4 separate regions of the Homo sapiens genome follow, and all the other regions are linked to region 2. The links are chromatin contacts, found by Hi-C in ENCODE. All regions are on one chromosome and are shown on one strand. Each heading gives the region's core, a stretch centred on a gene start or an enhancer-like site at or near the end of the contact. The rest is flanking DNA. Distances are from core to core; before and after follow the strand shown.

Region 1 (3,126 bases), core at 471-2,970, 370 kb after region 2:
GGCAGGTGGGAGTGAGGGGTGCTTTTAGCTACAGCCAGCACTGCCAGGATGGGTGTGGAACTGCAGCCCCGCAGAGACCTGAGAACAATGTCTCAGACAAAGGGAAGTGCAAGGGCAAAGGCTGAAAATGGGAAAGAGCTTGGCAAGCTCAGGATTCCCTGGATGAATGCAGTGAGAAAGGGGACAATGGAAGAGGAGAAAGAAGATGCGGTCAAAAGGGCAAACCAAGTACAGCCTTGCAGACCATGCTGGTAGGAGGGGGTGGATTTATTGGAAATGTGATGAGAGTCCCTATAAGAGAGGCCTATTCAATCATCAACCATTTATTAAGTACAATAAATGTACTTAAGCCTGGCTGTTCTGGGTCTTGGGAGAGGGAAGCAACAGGCACTCACATTCCAGGGTTGGAAAAAGATCCTAAACAGGCAACTAAATAAATGAGTAAGGCAATGTCAGATGGCCTTAAAGATTCAGATGACAAGAAAACAGAGCAAGGAGACCAAAGAGACTCTGGTCAGCTTTAAACGGTGCAACAGACGAGACCTCTTTAAGCAGCGGACACCAGAGGGAGTCAGAAATAAAGCAAAGGAGGGAGAGGTGGATGAGAAATTAACAACTACGACAGGAGCTGACAGTAATCTGGGCTATCATGAAAGTAATCAGAGTGACTGCTAGAGAGTAACCCTGGGCCTCATGTGTTATCTCCAAAGGGACACTACATCCTGCATACCATCGCCACTGAACATTTTAATGGACTCGTTTTTCACCTGTAACTAAATGTCTTAAACAGGAAAATATACTGTTAGTTGCAACCCAGCGTCCCTTGCCCTAAACTGAAAGACAAATTCCTCAGCCTGCCCTACCACCTTTTCTGCCCTGGCATAGCAGCAACCGCAGAAACGCTCCTCCCACCTCTTTCAGCCGCTGCCCTTCGTGTTGTAGAGACAGGAGGCCAAGGAGGCCAGAGGGTCAGACTCCTGCTGGGGTTGAGTCTCCAAACCTAGCACAGGCCCAGGGAGCAGCTCCGGAAACAACATCCTGAGCGACGTCCCCGGACCGTGCTGTGCACTGAGACGGACACACACACATCACCCAGGGAGCCGTTCAAGCTTCCTCAACCCCGGGGGGGGGAAGAGTAAATATTTCTACTTTGCGCGCGCAAAAATGAAGGACGAGGACAGTAACGGGACTTGTTCAAGGTCGCAGGCCCGAGAAAGGACATGGTTGGAAGAGCCACGAGGAGGACTGCGGTCGCTCCTCTCACCTGTGAGGGGTTCCGGGACCCTAAAAGCCCTATTTCATACCACAACGCCGCGCACCCCAGAAACGGGGACGCTCCCCACGCCACCGCGGGCCTGCATTCCGGACCCGGGACCGCGCGACCCCCTTCTAGGCCTCTAAGAAGCAACGGCAGGGACTGCACTGAGGACGACCCTGAAACGCCGTCCTTCCGCTCGTCGGGCCCGGGACACTGAGGCCGGGTGGCCGCGGGGAGCCGAGCCAGTCTGCTCACCTGCGCTGCGTCCTTCGTCTCCGCCATCCGACCGTTGGCAGGACGAGGCCGCGTGGGGCAGCTCCCACGGGCTCAAAACCCTACCCCGGGTCCTACAACGGTGCGGAGGTGAGCCCCAGTCGCCCTACCATCCTTCCCAGCACAGTTCTGAGAGCGCGGACCAACACGCCCCACCACAAACGTCCACGCCAGCGAGGCCGGAAGTCCCGCCCCTGTGTCGCGGTCGCCTGCCACGCCTTTTCCTGCGCCGGCCCACTGCCTTCTAGGTAATGTAGTCTTGTCCCGTAAGAGGCCAGGCTTGGCTCTTTTTCCTTTTTTATTATGCACACCATGTTTCTGTATATCTCAGATGATCTTAGCGGAGCAAGTGTACACACTGGATTGTAAATTTTTAAAACTTCCTATTATTCGGATGCCTCAACGTCCCTACAAGCAGGCTGTGAGCACTCGCCCAGGCACCCAGGTAAACGAGTTTGATAAAGGGGGCCCTGCCACGAGGTTCCCCGCTTGCCTCCTCTGAGTGACCCAGTGACATTCCCATGTACCAGTAAAATCTTACGCCTGGTTACTGCGTCCTCCTCCACCCTGACGCCAGGCACTGTCCCTGGGACTGGCGTGGATCTGGACCCCCGCTTCCCGCGTGGAGCCATTCCCGGGACATGCTCGTGGGGTTCCGTCTGTGGGACGTCTGCCTCCTCTGTGTGGACTGGTGTTGCCCAGGGCTCAGGAAGGTCTCCAGGGGCCGTGAGTCCCCGCCCGCTTCCGGAGTCCAGCTTCGTGACACCATCGTGAGAAAGAATGCAGGGATGAGTCAAAATGAAGCCAAAGGCAAGAAGCTTTTATTGGGAAGAAAAAGTACACATTTTTGAGAAGAGTGTACTTTTCCCAAGAGAAGAGGGAAATGCGGACGTACGAGGGAGAGCGGGTCATGCACAATGGAGTTTGGGTTTCTAATTTTATGGGCTCTTCTAATTAGGGGGTGGGATAATCATGAGGTTTTTCTAGGAAAAGGTGGGAATTTCTTAGAATTGGGGTGCCAACCATTTTTATACTAAATGTGGGCGTGCTTGGATTGGCCTGGCACTGGTGGGTGTGTGATTTAATGTGGCAATGAGTGTATAATTAGGTCTGGGGTAGGAAATGGGTCAAATCTAGCGTCATGGGACAGCCTAGCCCCAATCCTGTTTGTTAAGGTCTCATCAGCCCAGTCTTCTTGTTGGAGTAGCTAATTTTAACAGCTTGATGTTTTCCCCCTTCTCCTGTGACCACACAGCATTCCTATTTTGTGGGTGTTTCTTTAATTAGAGAGTGGAATAATTATTAGGTATTCTGGAAAAGGAGGGAAATTCAGGGACCCACCTGGTTACTGCCCCCTTTCTCTCTTATTTGGCTTTGCCCAGAAGAGTCATGGACATGTCATCCTGACTGGGATTTTGGCCATTCTTTCTCTTATTTTGGGTTTTCTGTTATCCTATGGTTTCTTTGCCTAGTTCTTGTTTTTATTTGTTGTTCGAATTTTTCCATCCTCCTGCAACCACCCAGTGCTATTCCTATATCACTGTGAGTATAAACACCCTTTAACCTTATAGGCTTCTTGAAGTATAATTCCCAAG
Region 2 (3,286 bases), core at 1-2,500:
CATCAGGCCTCCCAGATAGTATAAAGAAACTGAAACTTACTGGATTACCACATCTGGAAAAACGAGATGCTATACCCCTTACCCATGATGATTGCCTAACTGACCATCTGCTGCCTGTTGACCCATTCCTCTTCCTTACCCCTTCCTAATTCCTGTTTTCTCAAACATAGTTACACTTCTTCCCTGATGTATAAACCCCTAGTTTTAGTCAGTTGAGGAAAGAGATTTGAGATTGATCTCCCATTTTCCTCAGCTGCAGCACCGAATAAAGCCTTCATCCCTGACAATACTCATTGTCTTGCTGACTGGCCTTCTGTGCAGCAAGCAGCAGGATCTAGATGCAAGGACCTGGCCTTTCTGGTAATATTGTCATCAACCATTTAATGATGTAGACTTGGTCCCCGGCTCATGCTCTGTGTATTTTCTTCTCCATCTACATGCATTGCCTTGATGGTCTCACTCAATATCATGACTTGAAATAACAGTGTAAGGTAACTCCTAAATTCATATATTCATGCTCAAACCTTCTTCCAACATTCAGTCGTAAGTCGAATTGCCTGTGACAGAGATACTTTGTGGTTCTGTAGACATTTCAAACTAACCATCCTGAGCCTCCGAACCTCCTCCACTTGCAGCCTCCCCACCTCAGAAGTGGGCAAATCCACTTTTTGTGTGGTCTGGGCCAAATACATGACTCCCTGCATCACGTAGAGGCTGTGCTGGTCCAAAGAAGGCTCAAAAGAGGGCAGTTTGCGCACACAACGTGTCGGGGCAGGGCTTCCAGATGATCATTCGGCTTTTTTGTGTCTTCCAAGATGATGATCCGGGGAGGAGGGATGTGAAAGGGGGTCAGTCGCCAGGCGAGCTGAGGACCCAGTTCTGCGCCTTTGCCTGTGCCCTGACCTGAAGGAAAGTCCCTGTCTCCCGAGCTCCGATTTTCCCGAGAGAAGAATGCAATGTAACCCTTGCCCCTCGGTTCCCTCCCTCCATCCTTCCCCTCGAGTTGTGCCCACCGTAAAGAGGTGGGTCTGGAGCGTCTCCTCGGGTCCTGGAGTGCCTTTCCCTGGGAGGAAAACTTGCGCCGTGAAGCGTTCCTCCCGTTGTTGAACACATGAGGAAAACTACACTACTTAGAAGGCTGTGCATTATGCGTACGGCGGGAGCTGGGCCAACGACGGCCTAGGACGGGGACGTTTCCGACGGCTCACGCCGGTGGGGGCGGGACTTCCGGGTTGCTCGCTGCGGACGCCATTTTCTTCTGCACTTCTGTCTGGAGAGGTCTGTAGCCACTGAGGGCCCCGGTCGGGGCCGCTTTGCAGGTCCCTAGTCAGGACCGAGCAGGGGAGTAGGATAGGAATCCCCGCCGCACCTTTGTACGAGCCTGACCCCTTCCGTGGGTTTGTTCCTGGGTCGCCGTCAAGCTGCGGTCTCTCCTCCCCCGCCCTTCAGCCCCGCGGTCTCCAGGGGCGGCGCCCTGGGTCTGGAACGCGGTTGCCACCGAGGAGGCGGCGGCCCTGCGTCTGGAACGCCGTTGCCACCGAGGAGGCGGCGGCCCCGAGCGCGCCTGGAAGCCCCGGGCAACCGGCCAGGGTCGGGCACAGGTGGGGTCCGTCAGGCCGCCCGGGGCTCCTCTGTCCCAGCTCTGCGGCCCAGGGGGTGACGTGATGGCGGCAGCGGTGCTGACGGACCGGGCCCAGGTGAGTGGACGGTGGCTTCGCGGTTGCCGCTTCCTTGCCAGCGCTGAGGCGGTTTCCGAAGTGGGTGGGAGCCCAGGTATCCCCTGGATTTGTCTTCGCAGTCGTCGTTCGCTTTGGTGTGTGGAGCTGGTTTGCCACTTAATTTATACCTGGCCGTAAGGAGTGTTGGGCCTACTGGAAGGAGCTCCGTAGGTTGTTGAGTGAATGATGCTTCCTCTGGGGACTCCCATCATCCTTGGCCTGCAAGCATTCTCTGGTGGACCAGGTCTCATTCCAGCATGAATTGGGGGCCTGAGGGGGGAAGGGGAGGGCAGGGCAGTAGCAAGCCGACAAATGCGCGAGCAGAGACAAGGTATGTTGTATGTTTAAGGAGGCTCAGGAGGGTGTGTAAGGTTGCCATGGTTTTCCTGCGGCCGCTGAGACGTGGAGGGCAACAGTGTGTGGTCTTTTCCTGGATGTTCTAGCCATCCGCAACTACTGCAGACATTGTGGCCAGTCAGATGCCCTTACTCTCATCGCTACAGCCTGCATTATCCTTGGCCGCTCGTGTTCCGTGGCCCCAAAGTATCCTGGCGTCAGAGACAAGTTCTGTCGGAACCCAGTAAGGAAAGAGGCCGATGGTTGGTTCATTGTGGAATTTCCTTGGGGGATCTGGGAGACCCAGGGAGATCCCAGAGGGCATGGGAAGCTGGTCTGGAGCCTGTCGTTCCCCAAGTAGATGCAGCCCTTCCAGTGCCGCTCTGTGGGGTCAGTGAGGAATGCTGAGCTTTTTGTGCCCGTGTTCACATACTTTTTTTTGTTTTGAGACAGGGTCTCACTCTGTCGCCCAGGCTGGAGTACAGTGGTGCACTCTCAGCTCACTGCAGTCTCTGCCTCCCAGGTTCAAGCAATTCTCCTGCCCCAGCCTGCCGAGTAGTTGGGATTACAGGCATGCACTACCACACCTGACTGATTTTTGTATTTTAGTAGAGACTGGGTTTCACCATATTTGCCAGGCTGGTCTTCAACTCCTGGCCTCAAGCGATCCGCCCACCTCGACCTCCCAAAGTGCTGGGATTACATGCATGAGCCACCATGCCCGGCCCACAGATACGTTTTTCAGGGCTAATTGAAATAGACTTAATGTTAGAAATGAGTGGAAATGCTTATAACTTCATCGCATTAGATTTGCTTTGATGTTGGGGGAGTGTTGGAGTTACACTGTTAGACCGTGAATCATAGTAACCCCATGTTTAGATCCTATCTATGGTGGTGAGATGTGTGACTGGGTGAATTGATAGCGCTTCCTTAGCATGAAGTCATTGACTGTGAAGGTGATGATGGTGTTGACTGCAGGGACTGTGAAAGGATTAATAAAAATCCCAGAGCACACTGAGCATTGAATACTTTAAATTTAACAACTGTTACTGGTGGGAAGTGTTATTGTATTGATCCAGAAATCAAGGCTCAGAGAAATGAAATGCTGTCTTTGAGGTAAGAGCTGTCAAGTGTCAGTTTCAAGTGTTTGGAGCTAGGAACTTCTAGTCACTGTGTTTACACAGGATGTGAAGCCTTCAACATGGGGCAGGCACCTAGCTGGACCAGTGAGA
Region 3 (3,018 bases), core at 504-3,003, 340 kb after region 2:
GTCTCTCTCAGCTGAGAGAGCCAAACAGACTCCATTTTTGTTTCTTCACTTGCAGCCCCCTTATCCCCCTCCCTTAAGGACATAACTAGTGCAAGCTGACTCCAAGCACATCCAGGAATGCACTTACTGATAGACACTGAGGCACGCTGTACCAGCAGCTCCTAGGAACGCACTCAGTTAATGGTACCCAAAGCCCCTGCGTTTATCACTTTGTGATAATTAAGCCCCTGCACCTGGAACTGTTTATTTTCCTGTAAATGTTTGTGTAACCATTTATCTTTTAACTTTTTGCCTGTTCTGCTTCTGTAAAAATTGCTTCAGCTAAACTCCCCCTCCCCTATTTAGATCAAGGTATAAAAAGAAATCTAGCCCCTTCTTCGGGGCCAAGAATTTTGAGCTCTAGCTGTCTCTCGGTCGCTGGCAATAAAAGGACTCCAGAATTAGTCTCAGAGTGTGGCATTTCTCTATAACTCGCTCGGTTACAACACTATAGCCAAAGATTACATTCATAAAGATATTTTTACAATATAGGTGTCTTATTTAATATGACTCCAATCTAAATGGTAATTTTTCTAACCTTTCTTAAGTAATTATAAAATGTCAAAATTATAAACAATTAAAAACTAAAGAGAAATGAAGACAATGGATAGCAACAAAAGCTAATTGCTAAATATGGGGGAAAAAAGCCAGGCATGGTGGCTCATGCTTGTAATCCCAGCACTTTAAGGCAGGCGAATCACTTGAGGCCGGTTCTAGACCAGCCTGGCCAACATGGTGAAACCCTGTCTCTACTAAAAATACAAAAATTATCCGGGGGTGGTGGCGCATGCCTGTAGTCCCGGCTACTCGGGAGGCTGAGGCAGGAGAATCGCTTGAACCTGGGAGGTGGAGGTTACAGTGAGCAGAGATTGCACCACTGTACTCCAGTCTGGGCGACAGAGTGAGACTCTGTCAAAAAAAAAAAAGGAAAAAAAGAAAAGAAAAAGAAGATATAATGTTTCTGCAATCTCATTTCAGTTCCACTTATGATAATAGATACATTATGTAATTTAAGTCACTAACACTTGAGGGCAAAAAAACAGAATAAACACAAACGTGTGGGATAAGGGGATGCTGACCCCACTGTTAGTGATCACCTTGGTTGGAGACCCAGGTTTTATCATACAGATGAAGCCTGCAGGTAGCAAGTTTCAGAGAAATAGATTGTAAATGTTTCTTATCAGACTTAAGGTCTATGCTGATGTTATTGCTGTAGGGGTAGAATGAGGCATGTCCAACCCCTTCTTCCATAATGGCCTGAACTAGATTTTCAGGTTAACTCTATAATGCTGAGAGGAGGGGGTCCATTCAGATAGTTGGGAGGCCTTTGAATTTTATTTTTGGTTATAGTTTCTACATTAAAAAAAAGAAAAAAATTAAGGGTCGCGTCAATTCTCAATTGTCAACATTTTTAATGTATTGTATGCAATATATGTCAACTTTTGTGTTGAGAAATGAAGATCAAATCGTATTCTTTTATCCTGTGTATGTAATAGGCTTTGCTGACCCTAGTTTGATGGGTTTTTTCCTTTGTCCTCTCTTTCTTGGATTGAGTCCTCACAGCGCGGCGGACTGCGGCGTGGTAGGAACTACACCACCCAGAATACTGTGCGCCGAGCGTGCCGGGGCCTTAGACCAATCATTGCCCAGGAAAGGGGCACCTCCGTAAGTGCGCAATACGCCAGAATCTTCCGGCGTCTTTCCGGTGGTGGTCGTTTTTGCTGCCTGCGAGCGCGTCCGCGGGCTGGGCGTTTCCGGCTCGCTGGGTCCGGGCCAGGTAACTGGAGCCGGAAACCGGTGGAGGTGGTGTCCGCCCGCAGAGGAGCTTGCCTGGTCTCGGTCTGAGCGTCGCCCAGCGATTTGCCACCGCACGCACGCCGGATCCCGGGCTTTACCGCCCGCCTTTCCAGGCCCCGCCCCGCCTAAAGTCCCATGGCCGAGGCAGCGCTAGTGATTACGCCGCAGGTGAGAGCGGAGTCCTCGGATCCTCACCTGGGTCCTGAGGCCCCGGACTGGGGTCACCTGCGTGGGTCTCTGCAGTTCAGGCCTCTTCTCCAGGACAGCGAGGAGTTCTGGGTGGGGTCCTCAGAGCTGACGGGCGGTGAGGTGAAGAAGGGAGAGCGTTGCGTACCGTGGGGGCTGCACGCGCAGAGCCTGGGAGGTGCGCCGGGGTCGCGAGCATTCGGAAACTTGGGGGCGGACCTGTGTCTGCAGGGAGCAGAGAGAATGAGGAGAAGAAGGCACGGCTGCCATGGCAGCCTGAGCAACCGGGGTTTTTAATTCTGAGTCTTTGGGAGCCATGGAGGGTTGTGAACTAAAGGAGAACACGATCTGAGTGAGGGTCTGAAAAAATATTTCAAAGGCAATGAGTGGAGAAAACAGACTGTTACGGAGTGATGGGGGTGGACGCAGGGATACTGGTGAGGAGACTGCTGTAGTAGGCTCCAGGAGGATTATGGTGGATTCTGGACCAGACGGGTTGCTGAAGGGACCTAAGTAATAAGAATCTTGGTAGATCTTAAAGGTAAAGCCAGCAGGATTTTCTGCTCCATCATTTGTGCCTATGAGCAAAAGTGGGAGTGAAGTATGATCCCAAGTTTTTCTTTTACCTGAACATCTGGAAGAGTTGACAAAGAAATCTGGTGAGGGAGCAGGTTTCAGGGAAATAGTAGGAGTTGAATTTTGGACGTGGTGTTTCTAAATTGCCACAGAGTGAAGTTGTTACATGGGCAGTTGGAATCATAAGTAGAAAATTCATGGGAGGGGACTGACTCAGTGATGTGTAAATGGAGACAGGCTGGGGCGTAGACTCAAGCCAAGCCTTAAATTTAGACGGGAAATCTTAAGGTTTTACTTTGAGATGAAGAGAGGGAGGGCTGAGGCTGGAGGCTGGGAAAGTGTGGGTCGGCCTTGGCGAAGCTGCCTGCAGATAGGAGGGCCATGGGGTTCCGGGGGTACTTCCAAAGGGAATGTGTAAGG
Region 4 (3,462 bases), core at 822-3,321, 410 kb after region 2:
AAAAATTACCATTAGACACTCAAATATGCAGGCAAAATGAGTCCTTTGTGGAGTCACTCAGAAGGGCTCCCCACTTACCTTTCTATATGAAATCATGCTGGAGCCACACCTTCTCCCTTTCCTTTTCAGACAGGACTTAAATTCAGCAACTGAAGAGCTATCTGCTCTATGTGTCTTCAGGGTAAACATTTCCAGAGCCAAGCCAAATGTACTTATAGACTTATATATGACTGCACTAAAAAAAGCAAAGTAAGTCTATGTTCAGTTCAATTAATTATGTTCAATATTCTTTTTTTTTTTCTCTCTACTGAGATGGAGTCTCACTCTGTCACCAGGCAGGAGTGCAGTGGTGTGATCTCGGCTCACTGCAACCTCCACCTCCTGGGTTCAAGCGCTTCTCCTGCCTCAGCCTCCCAAGTAGCTGGGACTACAGGCGCACGCCACCACACCCAGCTAATTTTTGTATTTTTAGTAGAGACAGGGCTTCACCATGTTGGCCAGGCTGGTCTTGATCTCTTGACCTCATGAGCCACCTGCCTTGGCCTCCTAAAGTGCTGGGATTACAGGCATGAGCCACCGCGCTTGGCCTAGCCACAAGATTATTAATAGTTGTGACGTATAATGTTTTGTGTCGACTTGCCTGCATTAAGGGCTACCCAAATAGTTGGGAAAACCTTAGTACAGGATATGTCTGTGAGAATGTTTATGGAAGATATTAGCAGTTGAGTCTGTAGACAATGTAAAGGAGATCTGGCCTCATCAGTGTTAGGGGCCAACATCCAATGCTTTGAGAGCCAAGATAGAACAAAAAGGCAGAGAAAGAGCAAGTTACTCTCTTCTTGCCCTGGATCATCCACCTTCTGTTTTCCAACATTAAAGTTCTTGGATCTTGGGCCTTTGGACTCTGGAACATACAAGAATGACCCTCACCCAGTTCTCAGGCCTTCAGCCTCCAACTGGGAATTTCACCATAGGCTCCCTTGGTTTTCAGGCCTTCAGATGCAGACTGAATGATACCACCCACCTTCGTGTCTTACCAGGTTGCAAAAGGTATATCCTGGGACTTCTTAGCCTCCATAACTGGATGAGCCAAGTCCCATAATAAATCCCCTCTTGTACATCTATGTATCCTATTGGTTCTGTGTTTCTCTGGAGAATCCTGACTAATACAATAGGTTTCAGTAATTTTCATTTCACAACTGTTTTTCTAAGATGATCTCAACTCCCCATGCAAGCACTGTCCCTGCAGTAACAGTATCAATGATCAAAATTTCCCATCAAAGAGATGAAAGCTAGGTGTCCCAAACCTTTATTCTGGTATTCTGATGTCCCCTTTGCACAAGTGCTCTGACTGTGAACACTACAGACACTGTTCTACTTTAAAATGGCATATGCTAAGTGGCTCTTCTGTTTAGAAAGTTGCTACAATCCTAAAAGAAGCATATCTAAGAATATGGAGGAAGAAATATTATATGAATACAACACTGTTCCTTACAGGGCTAGACACACTCACCGATTACACAGGCAGGAGAGGCATTTTCTGTGAGACAAAATTCCTCTTTCGTCCTCCAGCTTCGGTGCGATCTAACGGATGTTTTATCATTCCTGTCATGGCGCTATGTAAACTCTATTTCCCTTATTCCTTACTGAGCATAATGAAACTCACAAAGCTGACTCTAACGTTCTACTTTACATAAATGTGTGGAGAAAGAAGGTAATGTTTACTAGGCTCTCGCCAAGGGTAGAGGCATTTTGTATCTGAATAACTCTGACTACCTAGGTGACTAGTTGTACACAATACCCTCCAAAAATCTCTGTATGGTACCTTAAAAAAGCAGCGAAGCTCCTCCCTTGTCCAAGGAGGCTGGAGACACCACCTCTCAGCCTTCCCCTCCACCTTTCTCCATAGCAACGGGGTCATTCCTCCCTGAGGTCCAGGAGAAGGGCGACCTCTGCCAGCCCAAGAAGCGGTGAGAACTACATTACCCAGAGGCCCGTGAGCCAGGTTCTTGGCGTGGAGCCAATGAGGCTCAGGGGAGGGACATTTCCGCTCTGTCCAACTTGTCGGAGCGGAACTTCCGGCGTCCTCCCTGTGGCGGGCACTTTGGCTTGTGTCAGTTCCATCCGCGGGTGCCGGATCTGGACCTAGGTGCTGACAGCGAGAAGGCGCGAGGAGAGTCGTTTTCTCAGCTGCACAGCCGGGGCCTGACGGTCGCCGGCGGTGGTGACAGCTTTGCTCTTGTCTCCGCCCGGATCGTCCACCGCTCCCGGCCCGCTCCGCCCAGAGTCCGATGGCGGCGGCACTGAGGGCCCCGACCCAGGTGAGCGCTGCGTCCTCCCGGCCTCCTCTGCCCTCCCCACCCGAAACTGAGGGACGCGTGAAGGGTTTTCTGCAGCCCGGACCGCACTGTCCGGCACAGTGAGGCGCTGGTGCTGGATCTCGTTTCTGGTAGTGTGGCAGGGAGCGGGAGAGCGACACGGTCAGGGGGCTGCGCGGGCAACAGCTTGGAGCTGCGCCTGAGCCGGGAGGCTGGGGAGACCCAGGCCGGCCTCACGCGTGCAGGTAGCAGAGGGTGGGGCAGCGCCGCGCTGCATTGGCCCCACTGAGTTTCACCAGCACACTGAGGGCCACAGCGCGTAGGACAGAAGAGGGGCACGGCCCCAGTCACGCTTCTAAAAGTTTCACAAAAGCTGTTCAGAGGAACGCGCTGGAAGGGCAGTGATGATAGCAGGCATGGAGGGACCTAGTCTTTTTACGAGGTCACAAAGCTGGTAAAAGTCAGCACCAAGGACTGACACCCAGATACAAAGCAGTCATCCCTGGACACCTGGCTCTGGTGTTCCACATTGGAACCAGAAGTCCATGGAGCCACACTTTGGTCACCTGCCTCTCAGAACATGTTTCCTCCCACAGATTGCCACTAGTACTTACAGGTCCGTAAGAAGCACTTGAAGACCCTACAAGGGTAAGTGGAGGAAATCCAGAAGCTCATTGATTCCAGCAATGGGATCTCTAGGATTGGGACTGTGGTGACCTGGGATTCTTTACTTACCGCTTTTCCAGGCCTTGAGCCTAGGGACTCTGAACAAAAATATGTCCAGGGTGAGTATTATATGAGGTGGTGCCTGTTGCTGGCAAATAATAGGATGAATGTGGAAGTTTGTCCCAGAGATAAGTACAGGTGTTTGGAGCTGCTTGGAGGTGAGGCTGAGCTGGTTAAGAGAACCTCAAGTCTCATTTCCTTCTCATGGGAACAGAGAGCAGAGGTACAGGAGTTAGAAACTAAATGGCTGTCTCAGATGTCTTTGTTCTGGAGATGATGGCAGCAATGAAGATTTGGAGCAGAAGAGGGAGGTGATCTTCCCCAGGCCTCATGAGGCTCCTGTGGCTGAGCACAGACAACAGACTGTGGGTTTAAGGGAGTTGGTAGCAATACCAAAGAGGAAAGAGGAGACTACTGC

Evidence for each region. Hi-C counts contacts between places; a loop is a spot of excess contacts on that map. Pooled maps may share reads with other maps.
Region 1: a loop to region 2 is called in a pooled map, with 15 times the contacts of the local background. The contact joins the promoter of ZNF550 here to the promoter of ZNF264 in region 2. A Hi-C loop is called at or near these places in 6 of 50 pooled maps.
Region 3: a loop to region 2 is called in a pooled map, with 7 times the contacts of the local background. The contact joins the promoter of ZNF549 here to the promoter of ZNF264 in region 2. A Hi-C loop is called at or near these places in 2 of 37 single-sample maps with no recorded cell type and 8 of 50 pooled maps.
Region 4: a loop to region 2 is called in a pooled map, with 5 times the contacts of the local background. The contact joins the promoter of ZNF530 here to the promoter of ZNF264 in region 2. A Hi-C loop is called at or near these places in 5 of 50 pooled maps.

The regions. Positions count from the first base shown.
Region 1 is chr19:57,558,143-57,561,268 of GRCh38, forward strand. ZNF550 (zinc finger protein 550) reads right to left here and starts at 1,721. Exons shown (of 4, transcript NM_001397372.1): 1 at 1,514-1,721. The coding sequence starts at 1,540. LOC124904781 (a long non-coding RNA gene) reads left to right here and starts at 1,800. Exons shown (of 2, transcript XR_007067357.1): 1 at 1,800-1,976. RefSeq lists enhancers at 763-842, 987-1,851, 1,293-1,342, 1,829-3,028, 1,973-2,082.
Region 2 is chr19:57,190,250-57,193,535 of GRCh38, forward strand. It overlaps ZNF264 (zinc finger protein 264), which reads left to right and starts at 1,251. Exons shown (of 4, transcript NM_003417.5): 1 at 1,251-1,697. The coding sequence starts at 1,665. RefSeq lists enhancers at 1,087-1,146, 1,167-1,256, 1,267-1,326 and a silencer at 1,497-1,766.
Region 3 is chr19:57,525,603-57,528,620 of GRCh38, forward strand. It overlaps ZNF549 (zinc finger protein 549), which reads left to right and starts at 1,754. Exons shown (of 4, transcript NM_001199295.2): 1 at 1,754-2,004. The coding sequence starts at 1,972.
Region 4 is chr19:57,597,814-57,601,275 of GRCh38, forward strand. It overlaps ZNF530 (zinc finger protein 530), which reads left to right and starts at 2,072. Exons shown (of 4, transcript NM_001321981.2): 1 at 2,072-2,321; 2 at 2,915-2,966. RefSeq lists enhancers at 2,120-2,329, 2,420-2,539.